Linked DNA regions of Homo sapiens: all the other regions are linked to region 1. The links are chromatin contacts, found by Hi-C in ENCODE. All regions are on one chromosome and are shown on one strand. Each heading gives the region's core, a stretch centred on a gene start or an enhancer-like site at or near the end of the contact. The rest is flanking DNA. Distances are from core to core; before and after follow the strand shown. Region 1 holds the start of TOPORS (TOP1 binding arginine/serine rich protein, E3 ubiquitin ligase). Region 2 holds the start of TOMM5 (translocase of outer mitochondrial membrane 5). Region 3 holds the start of FBXO10 (F-box protein 10).

The links. A loop is a pair of places that touch in the nucleus more often than their neighbours do. Pooled maps may share reads with other maps.
Region 2: a pooled map shows a loop between it and region 1 (7-fold over the local background). The contact joins the promoter of TOMM5 here to the promoter of TOPORS in region 1. A Hi-C loop is called at or near these places in 5 of 50 pooled maps.
Region 3: a loop to region 1 is called in a pooled map, with 3 times the contacts of the local background. The contact joins the promoter of FBXO10 here to the promoter of TOPORS in region 1. A Hi-C loop is called at or near these places in 5 of 50 pooled maps.

What each region holds. Positions count from the first base shown.
Region 1 is chr9:32,551,196-32,554,041 of GRCh38, reverse strand. It overlaps TOPORS (TOP1 binding arginine/serine rich protein, E3 ubiquitin ligase), which reads left to right and starts at 1,456. Exons shown (of 3, transcript NM_005802.5): 1 at 1,456-1,608. The coding sequence starts at 1,606. SMIM27 (small integral membrane protein 27) reads right to left here and starts at 1,715. Exons shown (of 2, transcript NM_001387564.1): 1 at 1,563-1,715; 2 at 1,035-1,241. The coding sequence starts at 1,607. The coding sequence ends at 1,119. NDUFB6 (NADH:ubiquinone oxidoreductase subunit B6) reads left to right here. Exons shown (of 4, transcript NM_002493.5): 4 at 98-1,041. The coding sequence ends at 166. RefSeq lists enhancers at 968-1,681, 1,486-1,815, 1,826-2,035, 1,682-2,396 and a silencer at 2,676-2,846.
Region 2 is chr9:37,591,099-37,593,944 of GRCh38, reverse strand. It overlaps TOMM5 (translocase of outer mitochondrial membrane 5), which reads left to right and starts at 1,348. Exons shown (of 2, transcript NM_001001790.3): 1 at 1,348-1,533. The coding sequence starts at 1,413. RefSeq lists a silencer at 1-33 and an enhancer at 992-1,751.
Region 3 is chr9:37,574,947-37,577,792 of GRCh38, reverse strand. It overlaps FBXO10 (F-box protein 10), which reads left to right and starts at 1,413. Exons shown (of 11, transcript NM_012166.3): 1 at 1,413-1,582. RefSeq lists a silencer at 1,380-1,759.

The DNA.
Region 1 (2,846 bases), core at 207-2,706:
CATTTTCCATGTGAGATCTGATGAACATAGAACAGAATAGAACTATCACCTCTGTAGACTTAAGATTTTTGTACTAACTGTATCTTTGTTTTCCTAGGGTGATACAATTCTGGAGACTGGAGAAGTAATTCCACCAATGAAAGAATTTCCTGATCAACATCATTAAAGATTATGTAAAAAGTTAAAAGGCTTATGAGCCTAAGTTTGTTCCTATATTACCATATTTACTGAATTTTCTGGAAAAGTAACTTTAATAAAGTTTAATCTCAGAAATTGTCATATCTGTTTTCAAGCATTGTACAATTTGAGACTGAGTAATTTAACAATAAGTAAAAAGTGGACATGCTAAACAAATATGAGAGACTACCTACTTTTTCTGGTCATTCTTGACTTGGAAAACGGTATGGAAAAGTATTTAGTTACATGTTTGTTTGTTTTTTTCTTACACAGTACTTACACTAATTTGGTATCAGGGTATGCAACAGTGAAATATCACAATAAACAAATGTAAGAACAGCAATTCCATGCACTTTTGTTTTAAGGAAATCTTTCCGGCCAGGCGCAGTGGCTCATGCCTGTAATCCCAGCACTTTGGGAGGCCGAGGCGGGCAGATCACGAAGTCAGGAGATCGAGACCATCATGGCTAACACAGTGAAACCCCGTCCCTACTAAAAATACAAAAAAATTAGCCGGGCGTGGTGGCGGGCTCCTGTAGTCCCAGCTACTGCGGAGGCTGAGGCACGAGATTGGTGTGAACCCAGAAGGCGGAGCTTGCAGTAAGCCGAGATAGTGCCACTGAGCCTGGGCGACAGAGCAAGACTCCGTCTCAAAAAAAAAAAAAGCTTTCCGAATCATTTTTGAAGAATTTAGAAACTTGATTGAAAAGCTTATTCCAACTATGATCTGACACTCAAGACTGTCAGATTTAGGTTGCTGTTAATTTTGTCATGAGAATGTAAAATACTAAAATCTCTAAGTGAAAAATTTGCATACTAGTGCTTGTTATAAAGGATAATGCAAAAATAAACTTGGGAACTTTGCATTATGAATTTTATTTTTATATCTACATAAGCATGAGGGAAAGAACTGTATTTTCAGATAATTAAATCCAGAAGAGTTACAAATTTTCATTCGTCCCAAAGATTTTGTCTGGGTATTTCTTCCTTAGCTGTCGTCTTGCAGACACCATCGAAGCATAGATGATGCAGCCCCAGGAGATTAAAACGATGGCAAGCAGCAACTAAACCAAAAATCGCAAAGGAGGTGTGAAATCTACCTGATATTTCCCCTCGCCCCCGTCAGGTTACCGTTGCCATTGCTAAGGTGGGAATTAAAGTAACAAAGTCGAATAAATGGGGTTCCAGTGGCGGGTACACCCAGCAGCCCTTACGTAAGAAGCGGAAGATCGTATCCTCCAGGAAGAGGCGGAGTCGAGGTGAGGGAGTGAAATGCTTAATTCAGGAATGGATTTTGGAGTTTCTGGGTGCTGAAGAAATAGGGCCTTTCCGCCTGCGGGCCCAGTGAGTCGACACGGTGGGGGCCCGCGATCCCCGGGACTTACCACTGAATAAATCCAGTCCAGCGTGCGACGACTTACTGGCTTCATGGTAAGGAGGCGGCAGCAGTCCGCGGGAGCTGGCGGGAGCTGCGGGCCTTACAGTAACCTCCCAGGCGGTGGCTGCCAGGCGCCAGCAGCCATCTTTTAGCCGGGCACGAGCGCCCGCCCACTCGCTTCGTGCAGCGCTGTCGCTGGCCTCTTCCGCCCGGAGTTGGGGGGCGGTATCACGTGATCGGGGGCCTTGCCCGCCTTTTAGAGAGGGGAATAAACGAGAAAATGTTAAAAATTGCTTTTTTTTTTTTTTTTTTGCCAACTAAGGAGATAGGCGTACCTCCACTGGTTTTCTTTCTAGTTGCAATGCAATATTAATGCAGGATAAGGTGCTGTCGTGTCCATTTAAAAGTTAATTTGAAAAACAATCCACGTTTTAAATATTACGTCTGGCTCTAAAGCTGGAAGAATTAACGCTTTCTCCCCCGCTCCCTCCCCCACGCCTCCCCGCATCTGATACCACACGATTTAGATGGACGTTCGCCTGTTCATCTTTGACGTAAAAATACCACCCACTCTTTTATATGTGACAAATCGTTGTGGGAACCCCTGTAAATCGAGCCATTCTTCAGAAACGTATAGCGTAATGTATATCTCTAAGAAGAAATACGTGGGACGCGTTACCCGCCATAATGTATCAGTCAAGCAACAAGTGTTTGTTGAGCGTGTCTGATGTTCTTGAACTGCCGCGCGTGAGATACTAAGCCCCGAGCACGGCAGTTTGGTGGGCGAGCGTACCAGGTTCAGCTCTAGAATGTTTGGGGCGCTCACATTTGAGGCCTGAGGAGTAGAATCTGGCAACGGGCCGCTTAGGCTCTAGACGTTCTTTATACCTCGCAGTTATCTTAAAAGAGTTTTAGTCTAGATTTCAGGGAGTGGGAAGGGGAAGAGCGGAGAAAAACGTGGTCTGTTTAGGGAGGAGTCCAGGCCCTGTTTTGTTAGGTTGTCCTGTTTCTCCCCAGCCTGGAGGGGATCCCTCTCTGAAGACTTTATAGGATACTGGTTGGGCTCTGGTTTGGGATCCCGTTGGACTCCTGGTGTTGCTTCCGGGAGGCGTACAACAGGAGGTGAGAGACTTCAAGTCCATCTAACAATTCCCCTATCTAGACACTAAAGATAATTTCCTAAGTTTCCGCAGAGTTTGGTAAGGTTGAAACGACATCGAACTAGTTCTCGTGTTTTCCGGGTAAGTTAGGGGCGAACATTCAGTCAGTGTCCCCAGTGGCTGAGTACCAG
Region 2 (2,846 bases), core at 99-2,598, 5.0 Mb before region 1:
GACTTGGTTTCTGAGCCTCTTTCTATTCATCTGTAAAATGCTGATCAGATTTGAACTTGCTTTATACATATTGTGTTACTTGGCTAACAGTATTTTAAAGACCTCTGTGCTTCAATAATCTGTAAAAAGGCCAGGTGCGGTGGCTCATGCCTGTAATCACGGCACTTTTGGGGGCCGAGGTGGGCAGATCACCTGAGATCAGGAGTTTCCAAGACCAGCCTGGCCAACATGGTGAAACCGCGTCTCTACAAAAAATACAAAATTTAGCCAGGCGTGGTGCTGCGCAACCGTAATCCCAGCTACTCAGGAGGCTGAGGCAGGAGAATCACTTGAACCTGGGAAGCAGCGGTTGCAGTGAGCTGAAATTGCGCCACTGCACTCCAGCCTGGGCGGCAGAGCGAGACTCTGTCTCCAAAAAAAAAAAAAAAAAAAAAAAAGTTTCATCTTTGTCTCTTTGTTTTAACTTATGTAAAGTTTCAAACATACTCAAGAAAGACTAGAATAATTAACTAAAATGAAGTACTAGTCACCAGCAGTTTTTAATATTTTGCTGACATCACTTATCTCTCTCAATACTTTTTTCCCCCTCTGAGGTATTTTTAAGCACATTTGGGGGCCAGGCGCGATAGCTCACGCCTGTAATCCCAGCACTTTGGGAGGCCGAGGCGGGAGGATCGCTTGGATCCTGGAACCCAGGAGTTCCAGAACAGTCTCAACCACCACAATTAGCAATAAAAAAATAAATAAAAATTAAAGCACATTTGGGCAAGATGTTTTAAAGATCTCTGTGCTTCAATTGTCTAATCTAGGAAACGAAGATTATAATATCGAATTCACGGGGGACAATTATATTGAATATTCAATAAATGTTAGTTATCACTGTTTACAGTGGTACCTATGTGCACAGCCCCCTCCAGCGCGTAAAAGCACTTTACAGCGCAGCGCTCCAGGCTCAAGATAGATGTTATTGTTGTTGTTATTATTATTATTATTATTATTATTTTGAGACGGAGTCTCGCTCGCTCTGTCGCCCAGGCTGGAGCGCAGTGGCGCGATCTCGGCTAACTGCAACATCCCCCTCCTGGGTTCAAGCGATTTTCCTGCCTCAGCCTCCCGAGTAGCTGGGATTGTAAGCACGCGCCACCGAGCCGGGCTGATTTTTGTATGACAGATGTTATTAAAGACAGCGTGGAGAAACCAGAGCCTGCGTTGCTGAGCTTGCGGCCGCCCGCTTCACACCGCACTTCAGATCAGCTGGGTCAGGACGTGGATTGTCCCGTGCAGGCATCCATCGTCGAGTGTGGCAACGAGAGGGCGGGAACAGGAAGTGAGGATAGGCCGAGTTCCGGGCGCGAGGCGGCCACCGTGGAGAGCAGAGCGCGGCGGCTGGAAGCTGCTAAGTCAGAGCCGCGATGTTCCGGATTGAGGGCCTCGCGCCGAAGCTGGACCCGGAGGAGATGAAACGGAAGATGCGCGAGGATGTGATCTCCTCCATACGGAACTTTCTCATCTACGTGGCCCTCCTGCGAGTCAGTGAGTGTCTCCCGGGCTGTGACTGTGAGACCAGCGGGGAGCTCACCGACGGGCACCCCTTAACTCTAAGGGGTCATCGGGGCCTTCGAACTGAGCTGAACGGTAGCGGGGAGCAAGGAGGGTGCGCGTTGAAGGCGACGGGCATATGCGCGGTTTGAGGTCTGCGGGTCAGGGTCCGGGCACTGAAGTGCACGTGGTGGCCGGCGCGCGTGTTTAATCATCCTGGTTCTCCCAGCTTGAAGAATGTTTGAGCTGCCGGGCGCGTTGGCTCACACCTGTAATCCCACCCAGCACTTTGTGAAGCCGAGGCGGGCGGATCATTTGGGGTCAGGAGTTCGTGGTGGCGGGCGCCTGTAATCCCAGCTCCTCGGGAGGCTAAGGTGGGAGGATTGCTTGAATCCAGGAGGCGGAGGTTGCAGTGAGCCGAGATCGCGACACTGCACTCCAGCTTGAGTGACAGAGCAAGACTCCATCTCAAAAAAAAGAATGTTTGAGCTGAAAGAGCTCAAGTAATTATCCCTAGAGGAACTCCCTCGTTTTTGCAGACAGAGAAACAGAGAAACAGAACCATAGTTCTAGAAGGAAGAAACAGCCTTCTTGGGAAGGCTGGCCAAAGGTCACTCAGCGATTCAGTGAATGATCTTGACCTAAAATCCAGAACTCTTAACTCAGTACCAGGTTCCTTCCCTTTCTTTTCTTTTCTTTTTTTTTTTTTTCCTCGATACACAGTCACGCCCTGTTGCCCAGGCTGGAGTGCAGTGGCGCAGTCTTGGCTCACTGCAACCTCTGCCTCCCGAGTTCAAGCCATTCTCCCACCTCAGCCTCCCAAGTAGCTGAGATTACAGGCGCGCGCCACCACGCCCGGCTAATTTTTGTATTTTTAGTAGAGATGGGTGTTTAACCATGTTGGCCAGGCCGGTCTCGAACTCCTGACCTCAGGTGATCCACCTGCCTCAGCCTCCCAAAGTGCTGGGATTACAGGCGTGAACCAGCGGCCGGGTTCCTTCCCTTTCAAAAGTGCTGACCTTTGAAATCCAAAAAGTTTTGCTTCATTTCTGTTTCTTTGTATAGAGGGTGAAGTGAGTCATTAGTTTTTTGGAAAAAAATGGGAAAAAAGAATATGAGTCTATAGGATTAATGCAAATATTTGAGGTTTTTTTTTCTATATCTTAAAATTGACAGGAAGTTACTCCCATTATATAGTCTTGACAGTGGACCTTTGAGGGAGGCAGGGCCTAAGATTCTTTATATCATTTTACAAATGAGAACTTGATTTTCAGAGGGGACTTAGCAAGGAAGGAAGGTATCAGAGT
Region 3 (2,846 bases), core at 164-2,663, 5.0 Mb before region 1:
ATTCAGTGTATGAGAGTTCCCTTTTCTCCATGTCCTCACCAGCATTTGTTATTTTTTTGTCTTTTTGTTAATAGTCATTCTAACTGGCAGTGTCAAATTTAACAAGTTCAAATGGGAGTTCTTGATCTCCCCCCGCTTCCAAATATATTCCCCTTACAATAGTTCCCATTTCAATAAATAGCACCTCCACGGGCCCAGTTAATAGGTTAAGCTACCAATCTCTGCTTCCACCCTTAACTCCTGTCTTCACATAGTAGCTGACATACTGCTTTAAAAGGTATCAAATCCTCCACCCCTTCGATGGCTTCCTGTTACGTACAATTTTAAAATCCTTATCATGGCCTATTAAGTGCTGCGTGATCTGGCCCCTACCTACCTTTCTGACCTCACTTATATTGTTCTTCCCGTTAAAAAGCTTCAGACAAGCTAGACGTTTTCCATTTCCACAAAGAGCGATCTTTTCTCCTCCAACCCAACCCACCTGGTCCAAGAGTTTTCACAGGGCTTACCCTGCCCCTCTTCCATTTGGCTAACTCTTTATCTTACTCTGAGAGGTCTTCCTTGACTACCCTTCCTTGGTCCCTAATTTATTTAGTTTTATTTTTGAAACAAGAGTCTCGCCCTGTCACCCAGGCTGGAGTGCAGTGGCACAATCATGGCTCACTGTTAACCTCGAACTCCTGAGCTCAAGTGATCTTTCCTCCAGCCTCGGCCTGCAAAAGCGCTGGGATTACAGGCATGAACACCTGGCCCCTATTTTTAAATTACAGCTCCTTCCGTGCATTTTCTACAATTTTAAACACATATTGGTTTAAATGACACTTGATTACCGTCTACCTTCTCCACTACAGAATTAACTTCAGGAGAAGAGGAACCATATCTGCTTTGTTCACTTTTGTGCCCATAATAGTAACGGCACCAGCAGCAACAAACATACAGCATTTACTTTGTGGCAGGCATTATGCTAAGCGCCATACATACAACTAATTTAATATGTACTCCTAGTACATTGTCTGGCAGGTAGCCAATGGTCAGTTTGTTCAGTGAATGAACCCAGACCCTACATGCTCATCTACAGGGTGCCTAGCACCCCAGGAAACTGCTCCTTATACTGTTAGATAACTGGTGCTCGCAGGAATCTTATTTACACTGTATTGGCCTTAGCATGCCTCCCTGCAGTTTCCACCCACTGGTTCTATTTCTGCCCCTTCTGGGGCCACGCAACACGAGCCTGAATCGTCCTTCCGCAAGCTCGCCTTTGCAGTACCCGAAGCCCCACGCGCCCCCTCCTCGTCTGCCTTCCTCCCGCCTCCCGGTGCCCCTCCTGCAGATACAGCTTTTATGCGCGGTGGTCGGGAAGCCCAGCCCCGGCCAGCCAGCTGCTCCCGGCATCCTTCGCCGCCTTGCGCGTCACATGACGGCGGCGGCTCCGCACGATCCCCAGGCAGCTGTCCGCCCCCGGGCGGGGCTGGCCGCACGCCGCAATCCTACCGGCTGCTGCGGCTCCAGCGGGGGCGGCGGGTGGCTTCCAGGGCACCGGCGGCCGCGGCCCGGACTCCGCGGTGGGCGAGCGCCCTGTGAGGTAAGCGGCCGGTGCGCAGAGGCTGCGGGCGAACTTGGGCGGCCGGGGGAGGGGACCCGGGGCGCTTCCCCAGGCGACCGACCCAGGAGGCGCCGCTCAGTCCTGGCCGAGGCTGAGCGTCTGGTCGGGCTTCGGGCATCAGGGGTCTGGCAGGACCATGAGGCGTACCCTCAGGCCGCCCGCGGCTCCGCGGTCCCCCGGCATCCGGAGGCTCAGGCGCGCCGACGGAGAGCTATGCCTTGGTTTACCCTCCCGTAAAACTACCGGACGCGGAGCATGTATCTCCGCGGTGCCTCCAGCCCTGAGATTTTTCGAGTGTGTAAGTAAAGTCGAAGAAGAAGAAGCTGACTCTTGGGATGGGAAGAGCCTTCACCTAGGAACGCAGGGGCAAATATGGGGCTGGGCACCCACTGTGTATTTTATGCAAATCTCAAGGGGCAAATATGGGGCTGGGCACCCACTGTGTATTTTATGCAAATCTCAAGCCTCTCAGACGGTTTTTTCATCTTTAAACAAAAAGTGATAACCCCTGTCCTGCCTCGCTCTTAGGACTACAGTGAAGAACAGAGGGGAAAGTCATTTGAGGAGCCAGAACTCTGGAGTCAGTTAGCTCTGGTTCAGATCACAGTTCTGCCACTTACTGGCTTTGTGACCTTCAGCCAGATTGATTCCTCATCTGTGAAAAGGAGGTAATAAGCTCATGGGTTGCTGGGAGGATTAATTGTAAAGGGTTTAGCACACAGTGTCTGGCACAAAAGCCTCAGTAGATAATGCTGTTAATATAAGCATTATTAGTAAGCTAGAGATTGCCCCACGTGAAGGGCTTTTTCAGCAGAATAATCACATTTGTTTCTATATTTTTAGTCCTGAAAACTGCCGTTTTGGTTTGTAAGACCTTTTCTTTTTCTCATTCTGGGCCCCCTTTGCCTTCTCTTTTACAATTGGCATATGAACCTGTTGTTCCTACCATATGAGTCAGGCTGGATGGGAACATCAATTTACTTGAGCAGATTGGTATCAGATTCCCTCTGAGGGGAGAGAAAAGTGCCAGGCATGTGTAGCCACCGAAAAAAAAAACACAGTACGGTGATTGACTGTCAGAGCTGGAGGATGCCTGGGAAACCATCTAATCCAGCTGTCTCCTTTGCAAATGGAGAGACTGGACCCAGAAGGACGACAGGACTTTGATTTTGCTCAGGACCCAACAGAGTGCTGGCAGTGGGTAGTGGAGAGGATGGACCTTTTACCAGGCACTGTGCTTTCC